3 separate regions of the Homo sapiens genome follow, and all the other regions are linked to region 3. Evidence: chromatin contacts called from ENCODE Hi-C or POLR2A ChIA-PET data. All regions are on one chromosome and are shown on one strand. The core of a region is the stretch at or near the end of the contact, and the rest is flanking DNA. Distances in the headings are between cores, read along the strand shown.

Region 1 (4,656 bases), core at 1,432-3,931, 1.5 Mb after region 3:
CAGCACTTTGGGAGGCTGAGGCAGGTGGATTGCTTGAGGTCATGAGTTCAAGACCAGCCTAACCAACATGGTGAAACCCTGTCTCTACTAAAAATACAAAAATTAGCCAGGCGTGGTGGCATACGCCTGTAGTCCCAGCTACTCAGGAGGCTGAGGCAGGAGAATCACTTGAACCCGGGAGGTGGAGGTTGCAGTGAGCCAAAACTGCACCACTGCACTCCAGCCTGGGCGACAGAGCGAGACTCTATCTCGAAAAAAAAAAAAAATCCTGACACCAAACCAATGAGGTAAGTACTATCATTATTCCCATTTTTCAGATGGGAATAAACTGAGTGACCAAGAGGCTGAATATCTTCTCCAAAGCCAAAGAACCAGGCAGTGGCAGAGATCCAAACCCAAGCGATTTGGGTGCCAGGGCTCAAGCACTTCCCCATGCAGCCACTGCCTCGAGAAATAAAAAGACTCACCAGACACTTCCTCTGTGCTAGGTGCTTTGAGTTCCTGCGCATGTTTCCAGGGGTGGGCATGAGACAAGACAGCCAGTCTCACTACATTGTTAGAATGACAGCCTCCAGCTCTTGTCATCCAGGATATCATTGTGCCTGTTTTAATTTTACTGAACCACACAGCATGTTAAAAACAAAACAAAACAAAGCAAAAAGCCTTCCCTGCTCTGCTTGATCATGGATACTCCTTGATGATCTTGGGTTCTCAAGATCTGTCTTTACATGGCTTTCCTTCACCAGTGAGGCTCTGAACTTCTTGGGAGCACTCCTCCCCAGATCTCTTTAATCAAGACCTGTACCTGGCTCCATGTAGGTACCAAATAAATTGATGAGCAAATGAATGAATGTATGAGTAAATAAGTGGGTGAATGACAATAAATGGATATGTGATAGAGAAATGAGTGAATAAACAGAACCAGTGAGTGAGTGAGTGAATGAATGAGTGAATGAATGAATGAACTCCTTGGGGCAGGGCATGGGTTTGACTAACACCTAAGGACTATTCTAAGAAGAACCTCTGACCTTTACTGTGTGTGCGCCGTTATGCCAGCGTCTGCTCCTGGGTTGCCGATAGGTAATGACTTCCTTTCTTAGGACTGCCCCCCAACCTCCTTATTCTTGGAGCCTGGGCACACGCACAGCTGGGTGGCCCTTCAGCTGATACTGCCTTAACTGCTTTAACTCTGCCTGCTGTGCTGTCCAGGCTTCTGCAAATAGCCCAGGTGTGGCCATCCTCCAGAGGCCTCCAACATTAACTGTGAAGGGCCCGGAATAAAACCTAGTATTAGTAGGCCAGGCGCAGTGGCTCACGCCTGTAATCCCAGTACTTTGGGAGGCCGAGGCGGGAGAATCACCTGAGGTCGGGAGTTCAAGACCAGCCTGACCAACATGGAGAAACCCCGTCTCTACTAAAAATACAAAATTAGCCGGGCGTGGTGGCGCATACCTGTAATCCCAGATACTGGGGAGGCTGAGGCAGGAGAATCGCTTGAACTTGGGAGGCGGAGGTTGCGGTGAGCCGAGATGGTGCCACTGCACTGCAGCCCAGGGAACAAGAGCGAAACTCTATCTCAAAAAAAAAAAAAAAAAAAATCTAGTATTAGTAAACGCAGGTGTTTAACAATGTCACCACTACATGTCAGGGAACACTGATAAACTAAGAGAGAGCACGGGACCTGCCTGGGTGTGGCTGCTGTACTTGCAAGACATCTTCCCTCTCTGAGTTTCAGCATGCCGGCATTTGGCACTAAGTTGTCGTTCAACATATATGGAATGAATGAACGAAAGGGAGAGTTGGAGTTAATAACACCTTGCATAGAATAAACCCCGTCGGTTCTTAACCCGAAGAGAGTCGAGACCCAGAGCCCTTTTCCTTCCCTGCCGCCACGGTGCCCACGGAGGGGGCGTGGTTGATCTCCCTCACAGCTCCGTCGGGACCAGAGACCCGGGGACCTTTTACACCCAGGGTCCGCGCAAAGTGTCGGCCTAGCCAGTGGTTGGGTGGCGCCCGGGCCTCCAGGCAGTCTTCCAGGGGTCGGCGAACGAAACGCGGAGCTCGGGAGCGACCCGGCGGGGCCAGGCACGGGCAGAAGGGCCAAGAGGGCCACAGGTGGGCGCGGAGCGGCCGGAGTGGGCGGGGACTGGATGAGAGGGGCGGGGTCTAGGAGAGAGGGGCGGGGCGGCGGCCACAAACCCGCAGGCACGCCGCCGGCCGCCGTTTAGTCCCAGAGATAGAAAAAAGTAGAGGTAGGAGGGCGCGGCGGCTCACGCCTGTAATCCCAGCACTTTGGAAGGCCGAGGCGGGCGGATCACGAGGTCAGGAAATCGAGACCATCCTGGCTAACAGGGTGAAACCCCGTCTCTACTAAAAATACAAAAAATTAGCCGGGCGTGGTGGGGGGCGCCTGTAGTCCCAGCTACTCGGGAGGCTGAGGCAGGAGAATGGCGTGAACCCGGGAGGCGGAGCTTGCAGTGAGCCGAGCTCGCGCCACTGCACTCCAGTCTGGGCGACAGAGCGAGACTCCGTCTCAAAAAAAAAAAAAAGAACACCAGTAAGCCTCTACCGCAGGCCCTACACAAGCAGGCCCTTGTACTCACTGGCATCGCCCTCCCGGGGCCGCCAGGAATGAGGCACTGAGATCCCACCCCAAGCCGCTGGGGGCGCCATTCGACTTCGCTCCTACGGAAATGGGGCTTCGATGTCTTTCTGCGCTTGCGCGGCACGGAAACTCACTTCCGGCCCTGCGCACTCAGGGTCTGAGGCAGCTAGTAGCCGGGTGAGTGGAGGCTGGAGTTTTCTCGGACAGTGAACTCTACCGCCCCGTGAGACCCTGCCCTATGTGTCGCGGGAACACATGTCACCCCACAGCTCTCTTTGAGTGACCTCCCGACCACCCATTCCTGCCTAACCCTAGCATTCCTTCCTCAGCCTCAAGGTCCCAGTGCTACCCTCTCCCCCACGACCCCTTTAGACGGGCATGCGACCTCCACACACGCCTCACTTTATGTGATAGTCAGACTAGTCGCATCTCTCTGTCCTCCCTCAGTTGCCTTTTCAGAGGCTACCTCCCCTGTAGAGCCTTTGTTGGGGGATGAGGAGTGTCTTGGGTCGAGAACAGGCCCCTGTAACCCACTGAGCGCCCCTTCATTCCGTCTCTCTCCGCCCTTTGTAGAGGGTCACCATGAAGTTCAATCCCTTCGTTACCTCGGACCGCAGTAAAAACCGCAAACGTCACTTCAATGCCCCCTCACACGTGCGCAGGAAGATCATGTCATCCCCGCTCTCCAAGGAGCTGCGGCAGAAGTACAATGTCCGCTCCATGCCCATCCGCAAGGACGACGAGGTCCAGGTACGTCTCCCTCCGGCGCTAGTGGCGCTCGGACACCGTTGCCTAAGAACGTCATGCGTGGAGCAGTCACAGACTCACATGCCTCAGGACTCTGGAAAGTAGTGTGACCCTTCAGATGTGTTAGGCCAGAGATAGGGTTCAGAGCCACCAGAGAGTGCCTGCGTTGCTTTAGAGCATTTAATTATTTAATAGTAATAGTAAAATTTAATAAAACAGTATGTCAACCAAGCAAAAACCTGCTTTTTTGTTTGTTTTGTAGAGATAGGGTCTTGCTATGTTGCCCAGGCTGGTCTCTGAACTCCTGGCCTCAAGTGATCCTCCCACCTCAGCCTCCCAAAGCACTGGGATTACAAGTGTGAGCCACCGTGCCCCACCAAAAATACTTTTGATTTAACCTTCTGGCTGCTAGTTTGCCAAGTGTTGTTGCCCAGGGTGGCTTGTTGAACCAGACTGTAGGGGAAGGTGCTGCAGTGAGAGTAGTGTTTTAGTGTATTTGGGTGTAGTGGGATTGATGGACAGAGATTTGTGGGAGCTGGCCATGTGATAGCATTGGATTTGGCAGGAGAACTGGTAAAGATGCAGCGAGTCACTCTTTCATAATTTCTAAAAGACTGGCCCATGTGAGAACGTACAAGCCCTCTGTTCTCTGTGATTGGAGCTTAGAATGCATGAGAGGAGGGAAGGGAGTTGGATATGAGTGAAATAAGCAGGGGCTAGATTCATTCCTCAAAGGAATATTTATGGAGCACTTACCAGAGATTGTTCTAGGACAAGATTGACGAGGCCCTTGTTCTCATGGAGATCACGTTTTAGAGCAGGGTTTCCTAGCCTCAGCTCTATTGATATGTTGGACTGGATAATTGTTGTGGGGGGTGGGGGGTGGGGGCTGTCCTGTGCATTGTAGAATGTTTAGCAGCGTCCCTGGCCTCTCCCCACTAGATGCCAGTGGCACTCCCTCCCTTCACAGTTGTGACAAGCAAAAATATTTCCAGATATTGCCAAATGCTCCCTGGGGGGCAAAATCAACTCTTCCCTCACTCAGTTAAGAGCTATTGTCTTAGAGAATGAAATGACATAAGGTGATGAGGCTTGGTGTATCATCTGAGACACTGGGACTCTTTGAAGGTTTGGGGATATGTTAAGGAGGAAAAAATGTGGAGTTAAGCCGGAAGTGTGACAGGAAGAGTGGAAAGAGTAGTTCAGAGGTATGATCAGCAGTTTCAACCCCCTCTCTCCTGGATCCTTCCCATCAGACATGTTCTAGAATGGGGGAATTGCAAATACTTATAGGGGATAGGTAG
Region 2 (4,945 bases), core at 2,249-4,748, 1.3 Mb after region 3:
GATCTCCCTACTCTGCAAAAGCCAAAGAGAACAGCTGGCCCTTGCTGGAATTTGTCAGGAATTCCCAGGCTGATTGTCTGTGAGTTTAAGATCCAAATTTAGTCCGGTGGAGATAAGGACCTGTACGTTTCTAGCAGAGGCCAGGCCAGGCTGACCAGTTTGGTTGGGCTTCCTCCAGGCTAGGTTTTGGGGCCCAAATTTCTGGGGTGGAACATGGCAGTGGTAGCAGGAGTGGGAGCTGGGAGTAGGGGAATGGGGTGAACAAGGAGAGGGAGCTGCCCAGGCCTGCTCCTTCTGGATGGTTAGAAGAGCCTGGCTTGGTGACACTGAGTTTTAGGAAGCAATGGGATAAGAGAAACCAGCATTTATCAAGCAGCACAAACCATGGTTCTCACACATTCTCACAATGGATCTTCACAATAGTGTTCTCATTTTACAGGCAAGGAGGCCAAAGTCAAAGTAGGATTGGCCCCCAGGTGGGCCTGCTCCAGAGTCAAGGCAAAATCTTTCAGAGACACATTTCGCACCCCTTTACCAAAGTCTTAGTGAGGGGCCGAGTCTGTCCAAAACCCAGGATCCTTTCTCCCCTTCCAGATTTCCTTCCCACAACGCTATGTCCTTCTACTGGACCAGGCAACATTTTCACAGACGCTATCTGATAATCAAAACTTTTTTGAATAAAGAAAAAAAGGTAGGGCCAGGCGTGGTGGCTCAAGCCTGTAATCCCAGCACTTTGGAGGCCAAAGCGGGTGGATCACCTGAGGTCAGGAGTTCGAGACCAGCCTGGACCACATGGTGAAACCTCGTCTCTACTAAAAATACAAAAAATTAGCCAGGTGTGGTGGTGTGCACCTGTAATCCCAGCTACTCAGGAGGCTGAGGCAGGAGAATGGCTTGAACCCAGGAGGCGGAGGTTGCAGTAAGCTGAGATCGTGCCACTGTACTCCAGCCTGGGCAACAAGAGCAAAACTCTATCTCAAAAAAGAAAAGAAAAAAAGGTCATATTAATCTAGGCCCACTGCATTGTAAGAGACTGAAACCCAATTTAAGAAAAAAAAAAAAAAGAGCGGGCAGAATGTACTGACTCACGCCCAGAACAGATCAGTCTAGCTTCAGGAACAGCTAGATCCGGGTATTCACATGATGTTGTCAGGCCTCTGCCTCTGTCTCTCAGTTCTGCCTTCCTCTGAGCTGATGGCACTCTCAGGCAGACTCTCCCTTTGCAGCAACCAGAACAACCTCCAGTGACTCATATCATGCCAGTTTAGTGACCCTTTAAAAAAGTTTCGGGAAAAGTCCCAGTGCTGTCTCTCCTTTGACTCCTTGGATCAAAAGCTCAATCCCTGAACCTGTCACATGCCCACACCTGATACAAAACTAGGTATGGTATGGCCCTTACCCTCAAGAACCAACCAATCTGGAGGGGAAGGCAGACCCCTAAACAGACATGTTTAGACCAGTGCACTTCTGAAGCTGTGGGAACGATCCAATTCAGGCCACGAGGGCTCGGGATCATTTAGCGATGCAGTTAGGCATCCTTCTTTCTCCTGGCCCTGTGTGTTCTTACCAACACCTGAGCCATGTTCCCTGGCACATCCAATTCCTCCTCCCATGCTGCAGTGCACACAGCCCGTGCGCTGGCCCTCACCAGCCCCTGCCACCTGCGGTGCACCTAGCCTGGTGCGGTGGGGGTTCACTATTGTGCATGCAAATCCCTTTTTCTCATTCCCTGAGTTCCTGCAGGACAAGAAATCCTCCAGAAAGATAATAATACCAGATCATTTAATAAGCACTTAGTGTGTGCAAAGGACATCCATGACATCAGTAAATCCTCACAACAGTTCTCTGAAGTGGCTCCATCATTACCTTCATTTTACAGGCAAGAAGCCAAGACTGAGAAGGAATCAGTAACTTTCTCCTACTTTATATGGCCTCTCAAAGACAAAAAGTTTCTTCGCTTTCTGTTTGTAATTATGTCCTTGGACCTAGACCCCCTGGTTCCCAAGTGCAAATGGGCCTAGAACATTTGCAGCTGTGATTTCACAGACTCCCACCAGCCACCCATTGTATTACGGTCCCATTTTACAGGGAGGGGAAGGGGCTGCCCCACATCACACTGCTTAGGAGCTGTGGGGCCAGGATTTGAACCAGGCCTGGCTCTTTCCACCACATCACAGCATGTCTGTGGGTACATTGTCAGGAGGAGGGGGAGGGAAAGGAGGAAGGAGAGTAAGAAGAAAAGGACAAGAAAAAAACAGCCAGATTCAGCACCTCGAAGGGCTTTTTCTAGAAGAACATCAGCTGTGTCCTGACTCACACAATGCCTATCCGTTCAATTCCAGGGACAGGGAATATTTGCTTTTCCCTTCAGGCTCTGATCTCCCAGCTCTTGGAAGCTCCCACACAGGGATGTGGAAAACACGATTATTCCAGGCATCGAGCTATGGGAACAGAACCCCGACCTTGGCTGTTAAATACACCTATGGAGAAGCTTCCAGAAGCCCAGCAGTGGGGTGTGTTGGGGAGGAGATGCATCAAAACGAAATGCCTCAGGCAGCCTGATCCCCTTTCGTCAGCCTCCTCCCCTCTCAGCTTGGGCCTTCCCAGGTCTAAACCCTTCTCCCCAGACAGACAGCCTGACTCTCCTGACTCTCCGACTGGCCAGCGAAGACCTTGGCCATCCTTTCAGGAGCATGTGGGCCTGCTTAGGAGGGCTGGGCCGGCCTAACTGAGTTCACATCCATGCTCTGCCCCAGCCAGCAGAGGACCTGCCCTCCCCACTGGGCTTCCTAAGGGTGCCTCTCACATACCAAACTTTACGTGAATGTGCCCCCTGTAGCTGCACGATGGGGATGCCCCCTTCTGAGCCTCCCCCTCGTGGCCCCTACGTGGGCCCTGTAAGACCACACCCTCCCTCAGCCCTTAGGAGGCTGCATCCTGGCATCTTAGCTCTGAGCTGGGGTTTCCAGTGTGATGGGGTCTAGTGTGGTGGGTGAGTTCCCTCCAGCTGAGGGGACAGGCCTGCCTGTGCTGTGGGATCTTGGGCAAGTTACATACCCTCTCTGAACCTCAGTTTCTGCAGCTTCGAAGGAAGAGGGGTGTCAAATTGTGTCAGAAAGTGGCTGGCATATAGCAGGTGCTAAATGTTTTTTAGGAGTATTCTAGACCCTGCTACACCAGCTACCCCTCGCCCATGCCCTCCCCTGTCCCATCTGGGCCAGGGGCTGCCTCCATCCTCCTACAACCTCCTGGGCCTCCCGTGCCACCTCAGTGAGCCTGCCCTGCGACACTGTCAGCAGCATCTGCAGGTGACGCGGCGCATCCCCGGCTCCCAACACAGGGTCTACCAAACAGGAGAGTCTTAGTGTGTACACCCCTCACCCACACCCAGCGTGGAATTTCTGGCATTAGCACACCTCCCTTCCACAAAGAATGAACCGGAGTGGTGATCTGCTGGTGGGGTCGTGCCAGGCCTCGGGGCTGGCCCAGGCCCCCGCCCCTTGCTTGTCTTGGTTCCCAGTCAAGAGCGCTGGCCCCAGGCCTGGGAGGCTGACCGACCTCAGACTCCAAGGGGAAAGCCACACTTTTGCTCAACTCCCAGGAGCAGCCCCGCATTCCAGGAGGGGCGTGGGAAGCACCAAGCCTTCCCCAACTGAGCTGAGCGGGGAGCTGCCTGCAGCCACGCTGGCCCCCCCAGCCTCAACGCTGGCCCAAGCCCACTTTGGGTTCCCCAGGGACAACCACCCCACCTCAGAGGGATGGAGATGGGGCTCTGAGAGATTGCCACGGCCACCCCAGGAAAGAAACACCAGGATGTTCCCAGGAACCCTCTCTGGCTTCCCCATCTGCCCGCAGTTTCCCACGCTGACTCCGTCTCCTTTTTCTGGTGCCACCCCACCCCTGATCAGCACAAAAAGAGTTCCCTACATGACTCTGAGCAATGGCAGACTCCCTTCTGCCTCTGTCCCTCTGACAGGTGGTCCCAGGGCTGTCTAGAACCTACTCCAGGGCCATCCCTCCCGGCTGACCTTGCTATCTTTCCACCCTGGAGTTATTTCATCTGGAGGTGTTATGAATACAGACCCGGCTTGGGGGAGCCTCCCGCAAGGTACTACCCGAGCTGGACCTTAGATGCTGGACAGCCCTTGGCAGGCAGAAGCTCCTCCTGAGCACTCCCTGCAGAAAGGAGCTGCCCAAACGCAGAAGCTGATGGGCCCCGTGCTGGAGGAGCCCTCCAGGGTGGGGGCAAAGGTCCCAAGAGACATTTGCCTTCTGCAACAAACCAGCCTTTCTCCAAGAGGTTCACACGACCCTGCTGGCTGGCGCTCCTGAGCAGGCTTCCTCCCACAGGGCAAGCTCCCCTTGGCCTCCCAGGAAAGGATGGACGGACAGGCAAAGGGCAATGAAACGGCCTGGGCTGGGAGTGATCCTGGGTAAGGGCCCCGTCCCCTCGGGCTTCCCTTTCCGCGCCCTCACCATAAGGGAGTGAAACTGAAAGTCCTGAAGTTCAGGGAGGTGGCTCGCCAGGCTCCTCGGCAGAAGGCGCGGGGATTGGACGGTTTCTTTCTAGAAGATGGAGCACTGTCGCTCTCTAGTGGCCACGGTGAGAAGTGGCAAAGACCTGAGCAGAAAGACATTGGTCAAGGTCCAGGTGCTGGACAGATTTACACCCCCTACCATCCCCCCGAGCGCATCCTGCAGAAGCCGCAACGACCGGGAAGCCAGACTCCTGCAAATGGCCTTGTGGATCTGGGTAACCTTGAGGAGGCACGTCAGGGTGACATTGAGTCTGGGTCTGGGGTCAAGTCTGCGTTTGGGGGTGGACTGGAGCTGAGGGTGTGGTGGGCTGGGGCTGGGGCTGGGAAAGGATCTCCCCGCCCCTGCAATGCTGGGAGGATGGCACATGGACACGACGTTTCTTTACTCCGGTCCTACTGACCTGACC
Region 3 (4,860 bases), core at 715-3,214:
CGTTGCTTGCTGGAATTTATAAGTAAATGTTGGTGGCAGTATTCAAATGCAGTACTTCTGACTCCTGAGTTTATGCTCTTACTCAGAACTGTTCTCTTGGCTGGACTTTTTGGTCAGTCTGATTTGTTTGGTAGGTGAGATTGGCAAATATACTTTGAGCATTGAAAAATACTGCAAGCATTTTAGATAGGGTATAAATAATTATATACCCATTCCATTCACAAGTAATAAAAAATAGTAACAATATAGAAAATTGGAAGCATGATTCTTAGCCAGGAGATACTTCAAACTAGCAGATGGTAAGCCAAAAACTCCTCGACTGGGTTTGTCAATCTTCCTATAAAGCAAGATCAAAGACGGCGGCAATGACTCGGGTCATCGGTGGGAGCATTTCTGTCCATTTCTATTTATGGTTGGTCATTGCATCCTATCTTGGGATCGATTCATTTTCTCCAGAACTTGGGAAGTTACGAGTAACTCTGCAAGTCCAGCTCTGGCAATCAGAATGTCTAAGTAAATTCAGCTTAAAAGCTTCATGCAGGAATTTTCCCCCTCAGCACCTGGTTTTGAAAAGGTTTTCTGCACTTGTGTCCGATGTTGAAACAGAGGCTATCTGTTTAAAATAGCCTCAGCTTTGAAAGGGAACTTAAAATAGCTTGCAAGGAGGCCTGATATTTGGAACAATTACTAATGTTTTATAGTCATGGCTTCAGCAAATAGCACTGTTCGACAGTCCTACCTCAGTTTATGCTCCAGTGGACCATCAACCATTGCCAACGCAAGGAGGCTTTAACCAAATAGTCCAGATTCCTGAGTTTTGCTTGAGCCTGTCCTCCAGCGTCTTTCTCACTGTGACCTATTTTCCTTAGCATCAGGCTCAAGCAGAGCTTGGCTGACACCAGCTCTAGACAGTGAGGCAGGTACGTGACAAGAACACCTACGTTTTGGGGTTGGTGGGAAGGACAGGAGTTATGCCTCTGGAAGGGGCAGAGGCGGTAAGAACCAGTGTCCTGAATGGGGCCCTGGTTAAAGGAACGAAGCTGCCTAGTATGCAAACGGAGGCAAGTCTTAGTCCGGTTTTGGGAGGAGGCCGGAAGAGGGCCTCAGCGTGGTCGCTGACCAGAGTCCTGCTGGCTGCTCCCCGGCGTGCAGCCGTCCGTGCTGGGGTTGCAGTGACGTCTCGGGGCCGCTTGGTGGTAGCCGTGTGTTTCCAAAGCTGGCTCGCCTACGGGAGAGTCCAGCTGGGATCCCGTGAACCGACCCCAGAGCCCCGGAGGGGGCGAGGGGTGGGAAGGAGAGATGCCCGGGAGCCCCCTTCGCAGCGGCAGGGACGTAAGAAGAGGACGGGGGCTCACTTAAGTGGGTAGCCAGTCAAGAGGGTGGCTGGGAAACTCCACGATCGCAGGGCGGGTAAAAGCGACCCCCATTCAGTGGAGCCGCCCCGGGGCTGGGTTTGACCCGCCCCTCTCGGCTCTCCACTAGAGCGCTGGTGAGTGAGTGCGAGTAGCGAATGTGGGCAGGTGAGGACGTTCCGTACCTAACTGCGTTCTTGGGGAGCATCGCCTGCCCAATTTGGGCAACGTTTGCGCGGAGGAGCGGTCACTGCGCTCGGGCGCAGAGCTCCGACGGCTTCCAGCGCTCACCAGCTTCAGTCTCGCGGGTCCTGCCCCTTTGGAGCTGCCGGTCCCGTCTCCGAGAGTCTGAGCGCCTCCCCTCCAACCCCGAGCCGCCAGGAGAAGGAGGAGGAGGCAGCGAGAGGCCGCGGCAGGCAGGCGAGCAGGCAGGGCCGCCTTTGATGTGGGCTGGGCGCACCCAGGCGAGCTGAGCGCCCGTCCGGCCGCGCCCCGAGGGGGGAGCCCCCAGGCCCCGCATCCTCATTGTGCCGGCTCGGGCCCGGGCCCGCCCCCGGCCCCCCGCCCCCTCGCCGCCCGCGCGTAGAAAACGCCCCGGCCGCCGCCAGTGGTGGGAGGCGGCGATGCGCACGGCCGGAGAGACGCGGAGGAGGAGACATGAGCCGGCGGGCGCCCAGACGGAGCGGCCGTGACGCTTTCGCGCTGCAGCCGCGCGCCCCGACCCCGGAGCGCTGACCCCTGGCCCCACGCAGCTCCGCGCCCGGGCCGGAGAGCGCAACTCGGCTTCCAGACCCGCCGCGCATGCTGTCCCCGGACTGAGCCGGGCAGCCAGCCTCCCACGGACGCCCGGACGGCCGGCCGGCCAGCAGTGAGCGAGCTTCCCCGCACCGGCCAGGCGCCTCCTGCACAGCGGCTGCCGCCCCGCAGCCCCTGCGCCAGCCCGGAGGGCGCAGCGCTCGGGAGGAGCCGCGCGGGGCGCTGATGCCGCAGGGCGCGCCGCGGAGCGCCCCGGAGCAGCAGAGTCTGCAGCAGCAGCAGCCGGCGAGGAGGGAGCAGCAGCAGCGGCGGCGGCGGCGGCGGCGGCGGCGGAGGCGCCCGGTCCCGGCCGCGCGGAGCGGACATGTGCAGGCTGGGCTAGGAGCCGCCGCCTCCCTCCCGCCCAGCGATGTATTCAGCGCCCTCCGCCTGCACTTGCCTGTAAGCGCCCGCGCGCGGGGCTGCCCACCTTGCCTGGCTGTCTGTCCGTATGCCTGTGCCCTGTACCTCTGTCTGCCCGCCCGTCGGTTCACCTGACTCTTCGACTGCGTGTCTGTCTGTCCGTGCGCCCCCTTCCTCAGGTCCCACTGACCGCTTCTCCATCTGTTTCCCGCAGGTGTTTACACTTCCTGCTGCTGTGCTTCCAGGTACAGGTACGTGGGCTCCTGACTTTGACCTCCTCCCGCCCCTGCCTCGCGGTACACGCCGACCCCCCTTCCCCGGCCGCGCCCCCTCCCTGTGCCCCACCCCTCCTGGGCGCTGAGCCCAGTGCACCTGTTCCCAGGGCGCGGAAGGGCGGCTCCGCGTGCGCCCTGCGCCGGCGGGGAACCGGCCAAGGGCAAGGGGCTCTGCCGCGGGGCCCGAGGAGGCGCTGGCTGTCGCGGCCACTGTCGGCCTCGGCTGGGAGGAGATCCCGCAGAGCCGGCGGGCTCAGCCGCAACAATATACCCAGCTCTAAGACCCCTGCCCGCAGCCAGCGAGGGGTAGGACCTAGGGATTTTCTCTGCCAACCTTCCCTTAACATCGCCGCTTCCAAACAAAAAGACTTTCAGCCGAGTGGATTTCGAGTCCAGGGAGAAAGCTTCAGTTGTAAATTACTCTGTGGTTTTGAAGGCGCTTGCAGCACTGAGACACACACACAGACACACACACATGCCCGGGACGAGGGGAAGCTCGAGGGCGCCTAGGCCGAGTGGCCGCTGCCCGCGAGGCCGCTCCCGGATGGGCCGCGCTCCGCACTCCCTCGCCTAAGGTGGTGCAGCCCTCGTTGGTTCCCCGCCTGCTCCCGGTTCGCTCGCTCTCCGTGAATCAGAAGAGGGCTTGGCGCTCGGCCTGGAAAGCACTTGCTAAAATCTGATCTGTTACTTCAGCAGCTTTCAGACTCGGGAAGGTCTTGGCACGCAGACAGTTGGAACGCTCTGGCTTCCAAAGCCGTAGAAATGAAGGAAAAAGGGTTGGGGGGAGGGAGAGAGAAGAGCGAAAAAGGGAGCCGACTTCAGCCCCGATTAGAACCAGACCAGGGCTGCCTCTGCATGGTGGGGGTCGGGGGGCGGCGGGCAAAGGGAATAGGAAGCGTCAGCTCCCCAAGCCCCCACCCACCTAGTGCTGCAAGGGGCCAGGCCAGGAGGAACTGGACACAGGTCAAAAGAGGGTTGTCTGACCCTTCCCCCTCGGTGGAAGGCAGGTGGCTTTCCGGGATTAGAGAAGATTCTTAGACCTTAGCCTTCTGGATTGTGGAGATCCCCAGAGCTAGCCTTGAGCACAGGAAATTGGTGGTTCTCCCGGTTTTCTGGCTCAAGGAGTGTTGTGTGCCTTGAGCACTGCGCGACTCAACAGCCACTCGCAGTGTTTGGCGGTGGTGGGCCTGCTATCTTCCTTCCACGCCCAGGAGAGGGTTGTTACCCTCCTGATAGGCACTGAGCTGGGGGCATCCATTGGGGCTTGGGGATGGAAGGGTGGACGGACTGATGGGTTCTTTCCTCCTGTTGGCCAGGCTGGGGTCCCCAGTGACTCCTTGAATCAATATAACTGGAGTCAGTAACTTAAGACTGGCTGTTTGCCAAAGCAGATGTGACCTGTGTGGTGATGGGGGTGGGGGTGGGGAACGGCTGGTGTCAAAGAGGGAGGCCAGTGCCAGGCATGGCCTGCCTGGTCTGCAGCTGAGTCCCCAAGCAGAGGGCAGGCCCTGGGGTCACTCCAGGGGGTCTGCTTGTCTGACCTGGGCAAGAGCTCTTTTCCAGAGTGCTGTGCCTGGGGGCAGGAGGGATGAAATGGGCAAGGAGTAGCAGGGAGGCCTGCGGATGTGTGGCTCAAGCCTCTGGATGCCTGCTGCTGTTGGTTCTTCTTGAAGTAGGGCCCAGGAGGGGCTGCTGTGTGGTCTTTGTGTTCTCCGTGGGAGCTGGAGGGAGGGAGTGTGGACTCTGCATCCCACCTCCACCTCCTGGCCAGAGCTAGAGCCAGCATCTTGGGAAAGAGCTGGGTGGTCTGCCCTGGTTAGGTCAAGAGGCAGCCTTCAAGCAGGTGAGGGATCCTCCTCTCCCCACCACCTCCACCTTCCCCCTTGTCCCCACCGGCCTTTCTGCATCCAAAGTGCCATAAGACTGATGTTTTTAACCCATGGTCCATGTACCCTTGGAGTGTCAAAGGATGGGATTGTGGGAGGGGGAGGTCCCTGAAACACTGCACAAAAATGGTGCTCAAATGTGCTGTGTCTGGAAGAGGGTTGCCTGCTCCCCACAGAGTTTCAAAACAT

Evidence for each region. A loop is a pair of places that touch in the nucleus more often than their neighbours do. ChIA-PET counts read pairs that join two places held with the same protein, here RNA polymerase II (POLR2A). Pooled maps may share reads with other maps.
Region 1: a loop to region 3 is called in a pooled map, with 2.2 times the contacts of the local background. The contact joins the promoter of RPL26L1-AS1 here to the promoter of FGF18 in region 3. A Hi-C loop is called at or near these places in 1 of 50 pooled maps. POLR2A ChIA-PET finds 5 or more read pairs at or near these places in 2 of 52 experiments (BJ and activated CD4-positive, alpha-beta T cell).
Region 2: a loop to region 3 is called in a map of CD4-positive, alpha-beta memory T cell, with 8 times the contacts of the local background. The contact joins the enhancer-like site here to the promoter of FGF18 in region 3. A Hi-C loop is called at or near these places in 2 of 168 maps with a recorded cell type or tissue (CD4-positive, alpha-beta T cell and CD4-positive, alpha-beta memory T cell) and 7 of 50 pooled maps.

What each region holds. Positions count from the first base shown.
Region 1 is chr5:172,956,687-172,961,342 of GRCh38, forward strand. It overlaps RPL26L1-AS1 (RPL26L1 antisense RNA 1), which reads right to left and starts at 2,682. Exons shown (of 4, transcript NR_026682.1): 1 at 2,604-2,682; 2 at 1,453-1,571; 3 at 468-616. RPL26L1 (ribosomal protein L26 like 1) reads left to right here and starts at 2,738. Exons shown (of 4, transcript NM_016093.4): 1 at 2,738-2,782; 2 at 3,179-3,355. The coding sequence starts at 3,188.
Region 2 is chr5:172,693,100-172,698,044 of GRCh38, forward strand. It overlaps LOC107986479 (a long non-coding RNA gene), which reads right to left. Exons shown (of 3, transcript XR_001742997.1): 2 at 4,477-4,621. Among named protein-coding and RNA genes, the nearest start is that of MIR5003, 33 kb to the left of the region's middle. RefSeq lists enhancers at 4,548-4,707, 4,778-4,837. Within about 2 kb of position 3,499, at least 13 of the 41 ENCODE cell types and tissues checked have a DNase peak (open chromatin) inside an H3K27ac peak, as active enhancers do.
Region 3 is chr5:171,417,683-171,422,542 of GRCh38, forward strand. It overlaps FGF18 (fibroblast growth factor 18), which reads left to right and starts at 1,965. Exons shown (of 5, transcript NM_003862.3): 1 at 1,965-2,549; 2 at 2,725-2,761. The coding sequence starts at 2,518. RefSeq lists silencers at 1,802-1,911, 2,032-2,141, 2,282-2,331, 2,392-2,471.